Linked DNA regions of Homo sapiens: region 2 is linked to region 1. A link is a contact called in ENCODE Hi-C data. All regions are on one chromosome and are shown on one strand. The core of a region is the stretch at or near the end of the contact, and the rest is flanking DNA. Distances in the headings are between cores, read along the strand shown.

Region 1 (6,681 bases), core at 1-2,500:
CATGTTTTGGGCAAGGGGGAAGGAATAATGGAGGGAAAAGGGCGGACTCTTGGGGGGAAACCAGAGTCCTTTCACAAACCCGGGAGCCATATGTCCAAATTTGGAATTGTCAGAGAAGACCCACTAGAATCTAGGGAAAGGAAGGAGGAGGCAGGAAGCCGTGGCCAGATTAGTTGTCCCAAAGGACCTCCTGCCCTTTCCCCTTGTAGGGCCTACAAGGGTTGTGCCAGGCTTCCCAAATCTATAATCAAGACTCCCAAACCTGCAATCATTCCATACAGCTGACAAATAAATCAGTTTTCAAAGCCATTGTTTCCTTTGAAAGAGACTGGGTTTCTCAACTATGGACTTGGAGAAGGAAATCCAGGCTCAGAGAGGGAAAGCCACCGCCCAAAGTCACACTGCAACAGGGGCTGGGATTCCGATTCAGGGTATTTTGCTCCCATGCTGGTATATGGGGAATTATTTGAAGCCCCCAAACTTTGGGAAGGCCTAGACCGCTTAGGGGATGCAGAAAGAAGGGTAGTGCCCCTGCCTCACCATAGGAGGCCTCGGAGCCCCGTTGGGAGACTGCATTCATAGACAAGCAGTGGCCCAAAGGGGATGGGGTCCAATGAGGCCCTGAGGTATGTACGACCGGACGTTCAGCTCTCTGCACGCAGGCAGCCCTCCCCCGACACCACACACAAGCCATTTTATAAGCAGCTGGAGGGTCCAACGCTCTTGCTCTCAGTCTTGGGCCTCAGCCACACCCTTCTCTGCGGGTCCTTTGACTGGCGTCCAGCTGACCCCAACCCCGGACCTTCAAAGTCTCTTGAGCCCCCCCAAATTAAGGCCGGCAGGACCAGCCCCTGGCTCAGCTCCGGCGCCCAGGACCCTCAACCAGACCCTCTGCAGCAACGGGACTCCCTCCCCTCCCCCTAGCCAGGGCGCCCTCCGCCCGCGCCTCTCCGCCCCGACCCCAGATTTGCTCCGCTGCGCTCCCCAGACACACCCAGTCTGCGACACTCTCGGGTTACCGCGCCCTCCCGTCCCTGCTCCTGGCGGGGGGTACCCATCAGCCGATGACTGGGCGCTTATTTCTTGTGTCCCTGCAGCCCCCGGGAAGGGGTTCCCAGAGCGACTCCCCTCTCCAGCCTCAGCCCACTCACCGCGCAGCGGAGGCCTCGGGTCGCAGACGGACGCACGGGCGCAGGGACTCGAGGACGCAGCGCTCGCTGGATCGGAGCCCGTTAGCCCAGCAGCAACCGCAGCGCGGGGCGGACCGGGAGGACAGCCGTGGGCTCCGAGCCGGACACGTGGCGCGCAGAGGCCAATCCGGCGCGCCCGCCTCCCTCCTCCACCCCACCCCTCTAGCTCCTTAGCTCTTGGAATCTTAGAATGTCACTAGCCCGAGGGGCTTGCCGGGAGAACCTCCTCAGTTTCCAGCCCCCGGATCTGAGACTGAGAAGGATTAGGGGCTTTGGCCAAGGTCACGCGGCCCTTCAGGGCTAGAAGTCAGGGCTCCTGACTCCGGGTTCTGGACACTTTCCCGCAAATTCTTATAAGTCGCCAAAGCTTTGTTGAGAAACAGAAAATTGAGGTTTGCCAGGGGCACTTTATCTGCCTGATCAGATTCCATGCCTCAACAGCCTCATTAGGTCGGTGACATTATTTACCCACTTTCAGGAGGAGAGCCCAGTCCAGTTCCTGGACCAAGGTCACACAAATAGTGGGTTGCGGAGGCAAGCTTCTTCGTGCTCTGGGAAGCAGGGAAGGCAGGCAGGGAGACCAGCAGTTGTAATCCAGCGCTAGAACAGGAAAAATTGATAAACTGAGAATACAGAGGAAACTGAGAATTATTGTCCCCAGGGGATTGGTAAGGAGAAGATGAGGAAGTTAGAAGAATTGGACAGATACCTGCGGAAAGTGTTCCAGGCAGAGGAAACTGCTGGAGCAAATGCTCCTAGCAGGAGGCCACCTGGCGCCTCCGAGGATCAGCAGGGGGGCCAGTGTGGCTGGAATGGAGTGAGTGGGAGGGAGAGGAGAGATAAGAGGGACCCAATCAGGTGGGACCTCCGGGGCCCTTGAAGGCACGCTGTCTTTTACTCTGAGTCAACTGGGGATCCATTGCAGGATATTGAGCAAAGAAAGGGTATTATTTTTGGGTAGATGAAATCCACACAACATAAAATTAACCATTTTAAAGTCAACAATTCAGTGGCATTTTGTACAGACACAATGTTGTGTATCCACCACCTCTATCTAGTTCCAAAATATTCTCTTCACGGAAAAATAAAACAGTATACCCACTGAGCAGTCACTCCTAACTTTCCCTTACCCCTCGTCTCTGGCAACCACCAATTTGCTTTCTGCTTCTGCGGATGTGCCTATTCTGGATATTTCATATACATGGAATCACATGAGATGCAACCCTTCTTGTCTGACTTCTTTCATGTGGCATTTTGTTTGTTTGTTTTTGTTGTTGTTTTTTCACTCTTGTCGCCCAGGCTGGAGTGCAGTGGCGTGATCTCTGCTCACCACAACTTCTGCCTCCTGGGTTCAAGCAATTCTCCTGCCTCAGCCTCCCGAGTAGTTGGGATTACAGGCATGCGCCACCACACCCAGCTAATTCTGTATTTTTAGTAGAGACGGGGTTTTTCCATGTTGGTCAGGTTGGTCTTGAACTCCCGACCTCAGGTGATCCACCTGCCTCGGCCTCCCAAAGTGCTGGGATTACAGGCGTGAGCCACCGTGCCTGGCCTCATGTGGCATGTTTTTGAAGTTCATCCACACTGTAGCATGTATCAGCACTCCATTCCTTTTTTTTTTTAGTTTCAGTTGGAGTTTTGCTCTTGTTGCCAAGGCTGGAGTGCAATGGCGTGATCTCGGCTCACTGCAACCTCCACCTCTCAGATTCAAGGAATTCTCCTGCCTCAGCCTTCCGAGCAGCTGGGATTACAGGCATGCACCACCACGTGTGGCTAATTTATTTTTGTATTTAGTAGAGATGGGGTTTTACCATGTTAGTTAGGCTGGTCTCGAACTCCTGACCTCAGGTGATCCACCCGCCTTTGCCTCCCAAAGTGCTGGGATTACAGGCATGCGCCACCGTGTCCGGTCCAGCACTCCATTCCTTTTAATGGCTGAATAATTTTCCGTTGTATAAGTACACTATAATTTGTTTATCCATCCATCTGTTGATGGATAGTGCATTGTTTCCCCCTTTTGCTGATTGTGAATAGTGCTGCTAATGAACATTTGCATACAAATACTTATTTGAGTACCTGTTTTCAATTGTCGTTGTGTATTTACCTAGGAATGAAACTGCTGGGTCATATAGTAATTCTACATTTAAGTTTTTGAGGAACTGCCAAACATTTTTTCAGAGTGGCTGCAACATTTTATATTCCCATCAGCCATGTCATGTATGAGGCTTTTAATTTCTCCATGTCCTTGCCAACACTTGTATTTTATTTTTTAAAAATTTGTACCCGGCCAGGCACAGTGGCTCATGCCTGTAATGCCAGTACTTTGGGAGGGCCGAGGTGGGTGAATTGCTTGAGCCCACGAGTTTGAGACCAGCCTGGACAACATGACGAAACCGCATCTCTACAAAAAATTAACCAGGGGTAGTGGCACATGCCTGCAATCCCAGCTACTGGAGAGGCTGAGGTGGGATGATCCCTTGAAGCTGGAAGGTAGAGGCTGCAGTGAGCCGTGATTGCACCACTGCACTCCAGCCTGGGCGACAGAGTGAGAACTTGTCTCAAAAAAACAAAAGTACAAAAAACTTGTGCTCTAGTCATTATGAAATGGCATCTATAATTGTGTTTTTGATTTGCATTTCCCTTCTGACTAATGATGTGGAGTATCTTTTTTGTGTGCTCATTGGCCACTATTTGTACATCTTCTTTGGAAAAATATCTAATCATGCTTTTTGCTCATTTTTAAATTGGATTTTTTGTCTTTTTTGTTGTTAAGTTATATGAGTTCTTTTTATATTCTGGATAAGACTTTTGTGTTTGTTTGAGACAGAGGCTCGTTCTGTTGCCCAGGCTGGAGTGCAGTGGTGCCATGTCGGCTCACTGCAACCTTCACCTCGTGGGTTCAAGCAATTCTTTCCGCCTCAGCCTCCCAAATAGCTGGGATTACAGGCACCTGCTACCATGCCCAGTTAATTTTTGTATTTTTTTAGTAGAGACGGGGATTCATCATGTTGGCCAGGTTGGTCTTGAACTCCTGACCTCAGGTGATCCACCTGCCTTGGCCTCCCAAAGTGCTGGGATTACAGGTGTGAGCCACCGCACCTGGCCAAGACATATTTTTTAAAGGGTCACTGAAGTCTCCTGTGTTGGAAATACTGAATACTGTTGGGGGAAGAGTAGAAGAAGGGGATCTGCTAGGAGATTTTGCAGTAATCCAGGCAAGAGACAGGCTGGTATAAATGCAGGTGGGGGAAGTGGTTGGAGATGGGATGTATTTGAAGGTTGAACATGATTTCCGAAGGATCAGGTGGGAGATGAGAAAGAGTCAAGAATGGCTTCAGGGATCCTGGCCTGAGCCACTGGAAGGATGGAGTTACCATCAACTGAAATGAGCAAGACTGCAGGGAAAGCAATTTTGGGAATTAGAAGTGGGGAAAAGATCAGGAGTTCAGTTTTTGACCAGTTTGTTGAACATTTCTATTAGACACCCAACAGGAGATGTCAAGTACGCAGTTGGCTAGTCAAGTCTGGAGTTCAAGAGATGAGATCCTTAAGGGAGAAGAGAACTAAATATGGAGTCCTAGTTCGGCAAAAGGAGTCAGGCTGGCAGGACCAAGGGAAAGCAAAAAGAGAAAGCAGATAAGCTATAAGTCTGCCTTTCTTCATGGCCCAGGATGCATAGCCCTCCTGTGCGAATAACTCACAATCTTATCTGCGCCCAGCTATTGCCAGACCCTCACCTGATAGAAAAATGCACGCAAGCTCCCTGCACCCTTGATGTTATCAGTACTGCACAAAGCCCTCTTCAGCACACAGCACAAGCACCATCCTATAAAATCCTTAGCCAGATTTTGTTTTCTTGCAGTTAGCTTCTGTTTTGCTAACTTGCCCGTTGCACCCTTGCAACGTATTTTCTTTTCTTTTCTGTTTTTCTTTTGAGATGAAGTCTCACTCTGTCGCCCAGACTGTAGTGCAGTGGCACTATCTCGACTCACCACAACCTCCGCCTCCCGGGTTCAAGCGATTCTTCTGCCTTAGGCTCCTGAGTAGCTGGGATTACAGGTGCGTGCCACCACACCTGGCTAATATTTGTATTTTTAGTAGAGATGGGTTTTCACCATGTTGATCAGGCTGGTCTCAAACTCCTGACCTCGTGATCCACCTCGGCTTCCCAAAGTGCTGGGATTATAGGCATGAGCCACCACGTCTGGCAGCAATGTATTTTCATACTTTCTCTAATAAATCTGCCTTTCTTTACCTACAACTGCCTTGGTAAATTCTTCTTACTGCCTGTACCGCCAGCCCCAAATAGTTGCTGATCACCCACGATGCTAAGGACCGAGTCTGAGACACTCTTATGTTACCATTTGGGGAGAGGCCGGACCCGGTGGCTCATGCCTGTAATTCCAGCACTTTGGGAGGCTGAGGTGGGTGGATCACTTGAGGCCAGGAGTTCAAGACCAGCCTGACCAACATAGTTAAACCCCATCTCTACTAAAAATACAAAAAGTTAGCTGGACGTGGTGGTGCATGCTGTAATCCCAGCTACTTGGGAGGCTGAGGCAGGAGAATCACTCCCAGGAGGTGGAGATTGCAGTGAGATGGCACCATTGCACTCCAGCCTGAGAGACAGAGTGAGACTCTCAAAAAATAAAATAAAAGAGTTGGGGAGAAGAAAAGAATTCAGCAAAGGTGACTGGGAAGGAGATTGTAGTAAGATGGGAGGAAACTACCCCAGGAGAATGTGGCAGCAAAGTGAAAAATAAGGGAGTGATCAGGTGTGTCAAATGCTGCTTTTAGGTAAAGTAGGACAAGGTCTACAAATCTATCATTGGGTTTAGCAATGTGAAAGCCAACTTATCTCTTGCTGTGAATTGCAGAATGTTGGGGGTAAAGGCCTGATGGGAACGGTGTAAGATAAAAAGCCTAAACTACTTATTCTGGGAGTTTTGCTGCGAAGGCCAGCAAGGGAATGAGGCAGTGTCTGGCAAGGGAATTGGTGTCAAGAGAAGGGCTTTTGTTTGATTTTTTTAAAGATTGAAGACATAACAGCATATTTGTATGCTGGTGGGAGTTATCATATAGAAGGTAAAAAAATTGATGGAGGAGAGAGAAGGGAGAATTCCTGCAGCAATGTTTGGAGACAGAATGGGCTGTAGTGTACAAATGTCAGGGCTATTTGTATTCTTAATTTGCAATAAAAGTAACTGAAATTTTTGATCTTTGCCCAAATTCAGCCCACGTGACTGAGGCAGGATTGAAAGCCAGATTCCCTTGACTGCAGAGCCCAGGGCCTTAATTCCTGAGCTACAGCAGCAAGTAGGAGTAAACACTAATATACTGCTCATTCTCTTTGAGCTAATCATCACTTACAGGAATCAATCCTAAGAAAATAATCTAAAATACAGAGGAAGCTGTAGGCCCAACACTGTTTTATTGTTGTTGTTGGAGACAGGGTCTCACTCTGTCACTCAGGCTGGACTGCAGTGGTGTG
Region 2 (6,681 bases), core at 1,473-3,972, 6.0 Mb after region 1:
TCCACCCCCTTGACCTCCCAAAGTGCTGGGCTTACAGGCATGAGCCACCGTGCCCTGCCCTCTATGACTTATTTGTTACTGATACTGAGTCATTTGTCCTTAGCATGTTTTGTATTCTGGACTCATCCAATTGCATCTCCACAGTGTCATTTGTCAGGTTCGTTTATCTCTTGTATTTCCTGTAAACTCGAATTTATATCTCGAAGTTTGATTAGATTTGTGTTTGATTTTGTTTTCTCTTGGCAAGACTCCCGAGTTGCCAGTTTTGTGTACTTCCTCTTGCTTCACCTCAGGAGACATACAATGTCTGGTTGTCCTTCTTTTAAGATTAATCAGTGTGTTACAGTGTTGTCAGCTTCATATGACAGTTATACATTTTCCTATTGGCTTTTTGCGTAATAATTTTAACAGCCATTGATGATCATTGCCTACATTTATTATTTCATTGGCATTGCAAAACGATAGTATTCTGTCACTCCTTCATTGATTAGTTTCTTGGAAAAAAAGAACTTCCTCATTAAATACTTGATCACTGAATTGAAAGATAATTCTTCAAGAAAAGCAAGCAATATGTTTTATTTTTTTCCTTTGTTTCCAGTTTTCAGAAAAACAAGTTGGTTCTTCAGCATCCTCCAAAAGTGATCAAAAGGTTGGGATGCTTTTTTCAATTCTCTTTTGAACTCATTGTTTTAACATTTTTGCTGTTCTTCAATTCATGGCAATTATTATTCCTTTTGATACTCAAATTGTTCCATCTTTGGCAAGTGGGAACTCCTTGAATTTGGCTCCTATGAAGTGAACTTTTTAAAACCAAAACAAACAAAGGGACTATTTGTTTTTGTTTATGTTTTCCTTAAAGTGAGAAAAAAATATTGAGCCTCCTAAGTTTGCATTTAAAAGTTGGCAAAGATGAGTCTCAGTTAGTGGGTTTGATGGCTCTATGAGAAAGAGAATAAAATTACTTACGATGACACTCCATGTAGACTGAGCAAACGAAAGACTCCTAAGTATTGCAACAGCTACTGATGATATTTTGTTTTCCCGGATGAGAACACTTTGTGAAGTCTATAACTCTTTTCATCTGAACCAAGCAGGTGTAAAATGTACTTTCCTCAGAGGAGTTTGTAGTCTAGTTTGAGAAGATAGCACTGTATTATCTAGGTTTGCTGGTAGTGACAGAAACCTCAAAATAACTGAGACTTAGAAAATAGATATTAAAAAATGTAATCCAGGGCTGGCATGGAAGATCCATGGTCACCAGGGTCCCAGGCTCTTTCTATCTTATACTCCATTGTCCTCAACATTCAATTTCCACCTCATGATACTAGATAGCTGCTTCAGCTCCAACTGTTACCTCAATATTCTAGTCACAAGGCAGGAGGAAAAGGGAAAGAAAAGGGGATGACAGATCCCACTAAGGAAATTTCCTAGAAGTTGTGCACACGACTTCTGCTACATTCAGTTGACCAGAAGACAGTCATACAACTACACCTAGCTACAAGGGAGGCTAAAATTTGTAGTCTTTATTCTTGCTGGCCAGATGCCCAGATAACTGTCAGGGATTCTGTTACTCTAGTAAGAAGGAGAGAGTAGCTATTTGGGAATAGTAGCAATCCCTACCTCAAGCCCATACTCAGAAAAAAAAAATACTATCTTGTTTGGGCAGTGTATTTCCACACATATGTCTTAAGAATCTCAGAATGGGGGAGGTAATTTAAAATATACCAGTACCGTACCCTCCTGGGTGTCTTGATTATGCTGGGGCATCCAGTATATGAAATAAAATTAGGCTGTTGTCTGGTAATTTACATTTAAAAATAAACATTGGAGAATTTCACTCCTATACAGCAATAATTATTATTTCATTTATTATTTATCCCTACCCACTACATGCAATATCTGCTTACACTAAAATCTCTTGATTATTAACATAGTAGAGGTAACTGTCACACATTATACTTCAACTATGTACTAACTCTAAGGTGACATGTATGACTAGCACCTACCATTCATAAGATGTATGGGATTCAGTCCTCCAAAGGACCCTCACAAGGAAGCTAAGGATCAGAGAAGTCATGGCTTGCTCAAAGAGAAACAGCATAGTAAGTGACAGAGCTGGGAATCCAACACAAGTTTGTCTGTTTTCAAAGCCCACATATACTTTGTTTATTATGCCATTCTGAAGGATTCACTTATTTTTCACTCTTCCACAAAACGTCAGGACAGAAAGGCAGTCATCTATATGTAGCATTGAGAAATTTCTATGGGCTTTAATTTAAATCTTAAAAACTAATAAACTTCAGCAACATATTTCTTCACTTTAATGTGTGAGGGTTTTGTGCTCATTACCTCTTTTAATTGTCCAACCCAATTTGGTGATGATCCATTCAACAAATTTTTCTTGAACATCTGTTTTATGTGTCAGGTACTGTGATGGTTGCTGAGTATATCATGGTAAGCAAAACCACACATTGTCCTTACTCCTTGTGCTACATGATTTAACTGCTGGATGGATTAAACCAGGAACTATAAAGATTAAACTGTAATCCTTACCACAATTTTGAGTTTACAGTTTTTCAAATATCATTTCAAGCCATTAGCAAAGGCTGTATGTATTTTTTACATATGCCTCCTCGTTTTGTGAATTTTGAAAGGATGTGGTTTCGGCCTTTGACATCAGAGGAGAAGCTCAGCTATGTTGGCTGAACGTTGATAGAAAGATAACGTTGAAGGCAAGTTGCCCTTGAGCAGCTCTCTGAAGATCAACTGCCTCCACATTGCATTCTTTGCCCCAAAACTCTTTCCTTTGGTTGTGCTAAGAGGTGATGCCCAAGGTGCACCACCTTTCAAGAACTGGATCATGAACAACTTTATCCTCCTGGAAGAACAGCTCATCAAGAAATCCCAACAAAAGAGAAGAACTTCTCCCTCGAACTTTAAAGTCCGCTTCTTTGTGTTAACCAAAGCCAGCCTGGCATACTTTGAAGATCGTCATGGGGTATGTGAGCAGTTTCATTTGTCTTTTTTCGCATAGCATTTTATGTTTGGACTGGGCTAATGCAAAAATATATACATAGCATAAAATAGAGCACAGGAAACACAAACATGCTTATTGTAACAACATAAAAAGTACAGTAAAAGTAATCAGAGGAGAATGCAGAGAGCAGTCAAGAGGTGAAATGGTGGTGCTAGGTGATTTCAGTTCTAAAAACTGTAAATTTAACATTCATCAGCTTTTTCCCCCTGCAAGGTTATGTTTGGTTTTTAAATTATGAATAACATTTTAGGTAGCAAGTATTATGATTCGATAAAACTTGAACTTTCTATGAAACATACTAAATTTAATGAAACATACTAAATTTAATGAAACATAGATTAATACAACACTAGCATTCAATGGGATGATCTACCCCAGCTTTCTTATTTTTTAGTGGAAGAAACTGGTGTTTAGAATGGTTAAGTTTTGGGTTCAGTGTTAACGTTTTCATGAATAACTCTGTTTGTCTCAATACTCGTCGCTAGCCTGATCTTGAAATAAGATTTCCCAGGCATTTAATTATCTAAAAGTTGTAAGGCACAATGGCAAACCTCTTCATCTCTTGATAGACTTCTTAGGACACCAGGGTTATTAAGAACAAAGTTTCTGCAGTGCAGACCAGCGGTTCTTACCCAGAAGGAGTATGGCTGCTTTGCTAGGTCAGTCTATCTCTTTATCTAAAAATAGTCTTGTGCTTCTTAACATCACTAATAACAAAAGCAACAGGAATAATCCTAATAATGTAGTTTGGTAGAAAAAGCATTGGACAAAGGGTCAGGAGACCAAACTCTACTTCTCAGTAGGTGATCCAGTCTGGGCAAATGTCTACCTCCTGTTTCAGGTTCTTTCTTCATAAAATGAAAAAACTGGAAATAACAACCTTCAAGATCCCTTTCTTCTTCAAAACTTCTTTGCTTTATGCAGTGGCTCTTGTTTAGCCCTATGCTGCAATTTTTCAAAGCATGTTTGATTTCTTACTGTATGGTTATATTATTTTTACATCATTAGTGGGGTAGGACAAGGATTATCACTTATATTTTACTGAAGGGAAAATAATATTAGGTGCCTGATGGTCACTTAGAAACAAAAGTGCTCCAGTTCTTTGTTGGAGTCTGACTTAGTAGGTGGTGGCATGAGTTTGGGATTCTTTGGTGTGCCAGGGTTTAAAGCACTTCATGAGATGGAGCTCCAGAGGAGGTCAGGCTGGGTATAGAGCCTATGGATGCCTCACTTTTTAAAGTTGCAGGTGTTGCATGTCTTTTGTGAATTAAAAAAATACAGAAAACAAAAAAGTTGCAGGCGAAATAGCTCTGCCTCTTTAGAAGTGAAAAGAATTGCTTGTCTTATTATCAGACTCTTACTGATAACAATTTACCAGTCAATCAGAAAACACATGGAATTACGTGCAAGTCCTCTTTGCTAGGTGGCCAGGAGCCCAGTTTGTGAACTTGGGGGATTTATCATGTAGAGCTAATAAATCGCATGGCATTACTCAATGCTTTTTTGTGAATGGAACATTTAAAGTTTTTGTTTCATATTGAAAGAACAGTCATGTACCTTTAAATATTTTTTTCAAAGTCCATTTTGCAGTTTTCACCAGTTCGTTTTTCTGATTCAACATAGTATCATCTCATTTAGTTAGTATTAATAATTCCTTAGCCCAACTGCTATTTGTGAACTGATTGTGAATTCAGCTCAATATTATTTGTAAGTAATCACAAAACCAGATGGCCTTAATTCAGAATATTATTGGTCATAATTTGCATGTAGACAAGGTTGTAAAATCACCCTACTTCTTTATCTGAGCATTATGGAAAATTTCAAGACAATTACTTCATTCTGGGGAGCCCTAGGCTACAGTTTCTAATTCTTCCATGTGAGATATAGAGAATACATGTCCAAACATCAAATTTCTTGTTTTCTAATGCCTTTTTTACTCTTATAAATAACATTTTAAAAGTATTTCTTTAATTATTTAATTATTATAGAAGTTTATTAATTAGAAATTTATCCAAGTTCCCTGAAAAAGGTAATATATGTGAATTATTATTGTTCATGTCTTAGGTATACTACATGGTTTCAGGCCACCAATTTGCACACAAGGCTGCATTAATATTACTCATAAGTAAATAACATTACACTTATGGGAAGAACATTTTCATTTTTAAATTAAAGGCTTCATTTTCAATCTGTAAAATGGGTGTGATAATAGTACCCATTTCATAGGAAGATGGCAAAGACTCAGAGGTATAATGTCTTTAGGCTGAACTTTTTGAAATTATTTGGCAGATCGAATATCAGATATTAGAAGTTTCAAACAATTCAACTTAATATATTAGGTACTTAGCATAGGCCCTGTCATCTGGTAAGCATCTAGTAAAAATTAACCATTATTTGTATCCCTTTCATGTCTCTACAGAAGCTAGCAGGCTGTCATAACAATTCATTTTCAAATTATGGGAGATATTCAAGGATTCTTCAAAGTCAAGCTAAGATCAGGGTCCTGGATTCCTTCTATTCTGTGGCTAAATATAAGTTTTGTGGGGTAGATATACATGCATTATGAGCTGTTTGGCCAGTTATTGCCCCTCTTAGGGTGTCGGGTGTCAGAGCTTCTTTTTCTCTTTTCTCATGTGTAAAATTATGATTCTTGCAGTTCTCATATTCTATGAATTTATAACACCATATGAAAAATAACCCTTCTACATACTCAAGAACATATTCTGTAATTCTAGAAATCAAGTATGTTTATTCTAACCTAAAAAATCATGCCTATTGTCATTATAATACTAATTGATTGAGGTTTTACTTTAACATGGTTTTAGTTCTGGTGTTCGATGCCTGTTTTTCCTGTTGAGATGTGCAAGTGTTTTCAGAGGGGCCAAGAAGCGCCTTCATCTTGCTGGAGCAGTGGGCCAGAAAGAAGCATAGATTTGGCAGGTGGTAGCTTGCAGACAGACATGATTTCAGAGGCTCTCCTGTGCCTGTCAATTTTTTTCCAAGTTGTCCCTGATGCCTGAAATTCTATGACAGAGGACAATGAGAGATAAGGGCACATGGATGTCCTGGTAAATGCTTAGGAATCCGAGTACAGGGCTTGTTGGAGAGCCCTGATTCATAGTGTTTGCCAATTCCTTTGGTGTAAATATTCCCATCATGGCCCATTTTAAACTACCAATGTGATGTCTGCTGGCTCACAGATTCCTGAAAACTTAACAATTAGCTACCTCGGGCCAGTACAAGCCGAGTCCAGCACACCGTCGGCAAGCCTAAGTACAAATGATCCTTGGAGAGGTAGCCACCAACTAAACAGCATACTTAGTTGCATGTGACTGATATCGGATCCTTTTCAGCGGTAAAGGGAAAATGGAGAGCCTCAGGCACTTTGAGTAAGCACAGGATGGAAGAGGCAGCCTAAATGGGAATAAAGCATCATAGATTGGTGTGGCTCACGTGGCCACTTTCTAGATGTGGGATCTCAGACCAGACACTTGACCTCTTTCTGCCTGTGTCCTATTTGTAAAGTAAGGACCCCAACACTACCTACTTCAAGTGATGTTGAGTATTTCATGAGAAAAGTATGTTATAAGCTTTTTACCAATTGCTACATGGTAAGGTGATTATTACTCACAATTTTGCCCAAG

What was found. A loop is a pair of places that touch in the nucleus more often than their neighbours do. Pooled maps may share reads with other maps.
Region 2: a loop to region 1 is called in a pooled map, with 1.8 times the contacts of the local background. The contact joins the promoter of ITK here to the promoter of ANXA6 in region 1. A Hi-C loop is called at or near these places in 1 of 50 pooled maps.

What each region holds. Positions count from the first base shown.
Region 1 is chr5:151,156,529-151,163,209 of GRCh38, forward strand. It overlaps ANXA6 (annexin A6), which reads right to left and starts at 1,251. Exons shown (of 26, transcript NM_001155.5): 1 at 1,152-1,251. RefSeq lists an enhancer at 1,412-2,268 and a silencer at 2,064-2,123.
Region 2 is chr5:157,178,118-157,184,798 of GRCh38, forward strand. ITK (IL2 inducible T cell kinase) reads left to right here and starts at 2,723. Exons shown (of 17, transcript NM_005546.4): 1 at 2,723-2,998. The coding sequence starts at 2,861.